2 separate regions of the Homo sapiens genome follow, and region 1 is linked to region 2. Evidence: chromatin contacts called from ENCODE Hi-C or POLR2A ChIA-PET data. All regions are on one chromosome and are shown on one strand. Each heading gives the region's core, a stretch centred on a gene start or an enhancer-like site at or near the end of the contact. The rest is flanking DNA. Distances are from core to core; before and after follow the strand shown.

The links. A loop is a pair of places that touch in the nucleus more often than their neighbours do. ChIA-PET counts read pairs that join two places held with the same protein, here RNA polymerase II (POLR2A).
Region 1: a map of aorta shows a loop between it and region 2 (4-fold over the local background). The contact joins the enhancer-like site here to the promoter of SF3A3 in region 2. A Hi-C loop is called at or near these places in 1 of 168 maps with a recorded cell type or tissue (aorta). POLR2A ChIA-PET finds 5 or more read pairs at or near these places in 2 of 52 experiments (activated B cell and naive thymus-derived CD4-positive, alpha-beta T cell).

Annotation. Positions count from the first base shown.
Region 1 is chr1:38,112,775-38,115,474 of GRCh38, forward strand. The region is part of intron 4 of MIR3659HG (MIR3659 host gene); the gene reads left to right. Among named protein-coding and RNA genes, the nearest start is that of MIR3659, 25 kb to the left of the region's middle. RefSeq lists an enhancer at 1,199-2,064. Within about 2 kb of position 1,410, at least 3 of the 41 ENCODE cell types and tissues checked have a DNase peak (open chromatin) inside an H3K27ac peak, as active enhancers do.
Region 2 is chr1:37,988,707-37,991,406 of GRCh38, forward strand. It overlaps SF3A3 (splicing factor 3a subunit 3), which reads right to left and starts at 1,316. Exons shown (of 17, transcript NM_006802.4): 1 at 1,164-1,316; 2 at 842-889. The coding sequence starts at 1,259. RefSeq lists enhancers at 568-667, 1,368-1,537, 1,929-2,474.

The DNA of each region.
Region 1 (2,700 bases), core at 160-2,659, 120 kb after region 2:
CTTGTTTAATGTAGCATTTTCTCAAGCTTATTCAACTACAGAAGCTTTTTCAGTTCCATATCGATTTGCCTCCTGCAGGACTAGTGACGGACCTGGGGCAGAGGGAGCAGCGCATCCTGTGTGGTCCCAGACATACAGAATTGTTTGGGCAAATGTAAGAATGTTGCAAAGAGGCAAATTTTGGCTCAGTTCAAGGAAGAACTTTGAAAGCAATTGCAGATGTTTAACCCATGAAGGAGGTGGTAGAGGAATTTGAGTTCCCAGAGGCCTCAAGCAGAATGTGGACTTAGCAGGAATCCTGCAGAAGGAAGCCAGGTTCTAAGGGGTTGTCATCATAGATTTCTGTGGTTCCATGAGTCCTGGAAGAGGGGCTCCTTGGCTGCCCCATAGTGGTACTCCTCCCTCAGAACCTGTGGCCTAGCTTGTATTGCTGTGTACGGCAGCCAGGCGGACTTGGAATGCTTGAAATGAGCAGTCTGCGAAGGTAAGATGTGAACACACGAATATCCTCATTAAGTCCCAAATACACATCCCAAACTTTACATAACAGGAGCAGCAGCTGGAGACGCCCACAGCCCTAATTGCTTTTCTGTACTAAGAGAACGTCTTCTCTTCAGCTCTGCTTCTCCCATTCATTTAGGTAATTACTGGAGGGAGCCAGCTGTGGAAGGCTGGCGGGCAGGCAGGCGCATTTGTGACACCACCTAATGGGTGCCGCCATGAGGATGGGGTGCCACGGGAGCTGGAGCCTGTCCGTGCTCTTCATGGGGAGTAGGGTGCTGAGGATGGGAGGCCAGCTGCTCGGCTTCAGTCCTGATCTCAGTGGGCCCAAAGTGAGCTGCCGGGATGGAATGCCTCTCCTCCCAGGGACTTGACAAGCACGATTCCAAGAAAGGACAGATCCAGAGCCAGGTACAGGCATGGGGAGGGGAACGCATGGAAGAATCGACTCTGCTCAACGAATTGCTCAAGGTGCTTTCTCTGAATCTCATGTTGGGCTGGGGCACTGAGGCCGATCAATCAGGAAGAGCCCACTCTCTAAGCTCACAGGTCAGGGGAGGAAGCAGTCATGGGCCAGAAAGGGCTGGGATCAAAGGAAGCTATCAGGACTGGGGTGTGCAGAGGACACAGAGACTGACTCTGTCTTGGTGACAGGGAATCTGGGAAGATGTCTTGGAATAAGAGATAGTAGGATTGGGCCTTGGAAGTGTGTATGACCCTGCAGTTGGTGATCCCTTCTGCAAAATGGGGCCAAGGAAAACTTCCAGGCCCCAAAGTGACATCTGGTTTGTCCCCTTGCTTCCTGGTCCCTAGTAACAACCTGGGACTCATGAGGATCCTCTTGAGGTTTCTTTAAGGCAGTCCTGAGCATGGGGCTCGCAGCTGGAGCCAGCCTGGAACCTGGGCCCTTGGTGGTTGGCCAGGGTGGGTGCCCTGGAAGAGTCAGCTTTGAGCCTGTCTTCAGAGGGGCCCTAGGGAGGGCTGTGGCCTAGGCGCTCTGCCCACCAGGCTTCCTGTGGGTGGCAAGTGAAACTTTTCCTCTTGGTTCTCTCCCAGAAGCCAGCTTCATTCCCCCAGCCCCAAGTGGCGGCTCCTTGGGCCGGAAACAATGTGCTTTCTCCACGCCTTAGAGTGGAAGTCAGCAGTTTGGCACCGTCTGGCTGGCAGCCTCCACCGGCTTCCTTTGGCACTTTATTGGCAAAGGCGGTGACATTTCTTTCAGTTGGGTGGGTGGAGCTGTTATGCAAACTCCCGCTCTCCTCATTCGCCAGATGAATATTCATGACTCAGGCAATCTGTACCAGCCAGACTTTCCTGAGGGCGGCAGCTTTTCTTCTCTTCCTCTCTCTCTTTTTCTTTCTCCTTCTCTCCTTCCCAGCTCTTTGGAAAGCTGAAGTGCAGCTATATTTAATTTACAAATACAGAGCCATTTAGCTTGCCTTTTGAGATGCAGGCACTGGGGAGGAGGTGCTGGGGAATGGGAACAGTGGTTGAGGAGTTTGGTCCTGACCCTGTGCCTCTAAGCTCCAGTGTCCAGCCCCTGGGCCCTAGATCCTGGGAAGCTTTGGGAGTCTGGAGCTTCTTTGAGCTTGGCCTCTTGGGGCCTTCAGGGATGAAGGTACAGCAGCTCACGCCACCCCATTCCACACTGGCCTCTGAGGTCAACATGGAAATTCTCAGGCAATGATGGTTTCCTGCAATTCATGGCCTGGGACCCACCAATACATCTTCTCCCGCTCTGCTCTCCCGTTTGTCAAGGCCCACCCAGATCCTGCTCCAAGCTCTAGGTGGAAGCCCAGAAGGCACTGGAGCATTTGCTAGTCATTGGCTTTCCGGGGAAAGAAATAATCCTTGTTTGGGGTCCAATTCCTTGGGGACACATTACTCCCTTTCTAGGAAGGACAGGTCCCTAGTTTCCTTTGTCTCTTCCCAAAGAGGCACCAAGAACTCTGGCAGAGGGGTCAGAATTACCAGAATTTGCCAGGAAATGTGGTCTTAGCAAGGATGTGCTTGCGTGAGCACGTCTTGTGTGTGTGTATGTAAATATTTACGCACAGCTTAAGTGAGTCTGTGTGCCTACATCTATGTTCAAGTGTCTGAGTGTGTGTCTGTATGTGTAAGGGCGTGAATGTGTGTGTCGCGGGAAGTCTGGGAATGCTTGCATATGTGCGAATGTGCCTCTCCAGTTCGCGTTGCGTG
Region 2 (2,700 bases), core at 66-2,565:
AAAATGAACCTCCATTTATTCATCACCCAGTTTAAATAGCATCTTGTTTTTCTTTTAATAAACTGAACTATTACCAGACAAATGCAGTTTAGTAGTCCAAAACGCTTTAAAGTAGTATCCTGGGAGAAAAACACTAACATACGGGGTGTGTTGTGTGTGTGTGTGTGTGTGTGTATATATATATATATATTTTTTTTTTCATTTAAGGGAAGGATTGTAGCTATGCACCTGAGTCATGGACTCTTCATAACTATTGTTTGCACATCCAAGGGATACAGGATGCTGTAAGAATGGGCACGTGTAAGCCGGCCGCGGTGGCTCAAGCCTGTAATCTCAGCACTTTGGGAGGCCGAGGTAGGTGGATCACGAGGTCAGGAGTTCGAGACCAGCCTGACCAACATGTTTAGTAGAAACTCCGTCTCTACTAAAAATACAAAAATTAGCTGAGCGTGGTGGCGAGCGCCTGTAGTCCCAACTACTCCGGAGGCTGAGGCAGGAGAATCGCTTGAACCCAGGAGGCGGAGGTTGCAGTGAGCCGAGACCGCGCCACTGCACTCCAGCCTAGGCAACAGAGCGAGACTCCGTCCAAAAGAAGAAGAAGAAGAAAAAAAAAAAGGGCACCTTTCTGATTAATGAAGAATGCCCAAGAGTTCCCCATTCAGAGAACTGAGGAAGCACCCTCACGTTCGGCAGCCTGTGGACATCTGTCCAGGCAGAGAGCCCGCGACTGGCCAATCCGGTTACCTTTGGCCAGGGACTCATGCTGAGACACCGCACTTCACTTCCCCTCTCTTTTCCCGCCCTCGCCAACCCAAAGAGAGGCAGACAGCTGGGCACTCACATCTTGCATGGCCCGAGTGCGGTGATCAGAATTGATCTGGTCCCGGAGCTGAAAAAACAAACGGTGACACAAACGCCGTTAGTTTGCGTTCTGGAGTAGAAAAGGCCGCCCGAGGGCGGAGCTTACCCGCTCAGCTTTTACCAGCTGAGGCAGAAAGGCCTCTGGGGCTCCGGACCCCGGGAGGAGGTTACCAAGACCGGAGCTCGGAGAGGGAGCCCGGAGGAAGGCAGGGAGGTTCTGAGGGCCAAAGCAAGCTCTCAGAGGTCAAACACGGGATAGAGGCTCGTGCTCCTGCCGCAGCCTCTGCTCAGGCCCCACTCACCGTGGACTTCTTGGTGAGCATCTCTTTAGCCATGACGTCCATGAGCCGTTCCTTCTCCTCATGATAGCGCCGCTGCTGCTCCAGTATTGTCTCCATCTTCCCTTAGTCGCGGCTTCTCAATTCAGACCACCAACACGGCCGGAAGCAACTCCTGCCGCCCAGCGCGCCTGAGTCCCCACGTTGCGCATCAGGCTGCACCAAAGTTCCGCGAGTGCCGGAAGTGCCCCGGGACTTAAGAAAACAGGAGCACCACAAGGAAGGCCAGTCCATGTTATGGAGATGGCAACAGTGCCACCTGCTGGTGGGAGGTGTGGTGGAGCGATGCCGAGAGGTTCGCAGATGCCTCCAGGGGGCATAGGAAAACCCAAGAACCTGAGGTTCAGCGGACGGCTTCCTGCGGCTTGCTGGGGCCGGCTTGGCGGGCAGGTATCCTGTGTGGACTGCGCGAGCAGTTGGAGTGCGGATGGGAGTTGGGAAACCGGAACTTGAGGACGCAGCTTTCAGCATAAATTATGAGAACGTTTTCTCTTTCTCTGGACCTCAGCGTCTTTCTCAGGAAAATGGGAATAGTGGGGTTTTGCTGGTGGTGTTTTTAAAAAAATTCACATGTGAGGCCGGGCGCGGTAGCTCACGCCTGTAATCCCAACACTTTGGGAGGCCGAGGCGGGCGGATCACTTGAGGTCAGAGGTTCGAGACGACCAGGCTGGCTAACATGGTGAAACCCCGTCTCTACTAAAAACAAACAAACAAAAATTAGCCGGGCGTGATGGCAGGCGCCTGTAGTCCCAGCTACTCCGGAGGCTGAGGCAGGAGAATCGCTTGAACCCGGGAAGCAGAGGTTGCCGTCAGCTGAGATCGTGCCACTGCACTCCAGCCTGGGCGACAGAATGAGACTCAGTCTCAAAAAAAAAAAAAAAAAAGAAATTCACGTGTAGAAACGACTTGTCTATCGGCAGCGAATATGTTAAATAAAATACTGTGCATCCAACGAGATCAGGAGATTGAGACCATCCTGTCTAACACGGTGAAACCCCGTCTCTACTAAAACTGCAAAAAATTAGCCGGGCATGGTGGCGCGCGCCTGTAGTCACAGCTACTCGGGAGGCTGAGGCAGGAGAATCACTTGAACCCAGGAGGCAGAGGTTGCAGTGAGCTGAGATCATGCCACTGCATTCCAGCTTGGGCGACAGAGAGAGACTCCGTCTCAAAAAAAAGTAAAATAAAATAAAATAAAATACTGTGCATCCAAGCAGTGGAAGACCAGCTGTGAAATGACATACAGCCTTAAAAAAAATTCTGTCTATATATCTCCACTTGTAGGTAGAGAAATGCAAACATGTCCATGTGTTCATATGTTCACAGCGGCATTATTCATAATAGACAAAAACTGGATGCAGCCCAAGAGTCCATTAACTGGCAAATGGATAAAGTGTGGTATATCTATACAGTACAATGGAACATTATTCTGCAATAAATGAATACTACAATGATGAACCATGAAAGCATCATGCTAAGTGAAAGAAGCTAGACAGAAAA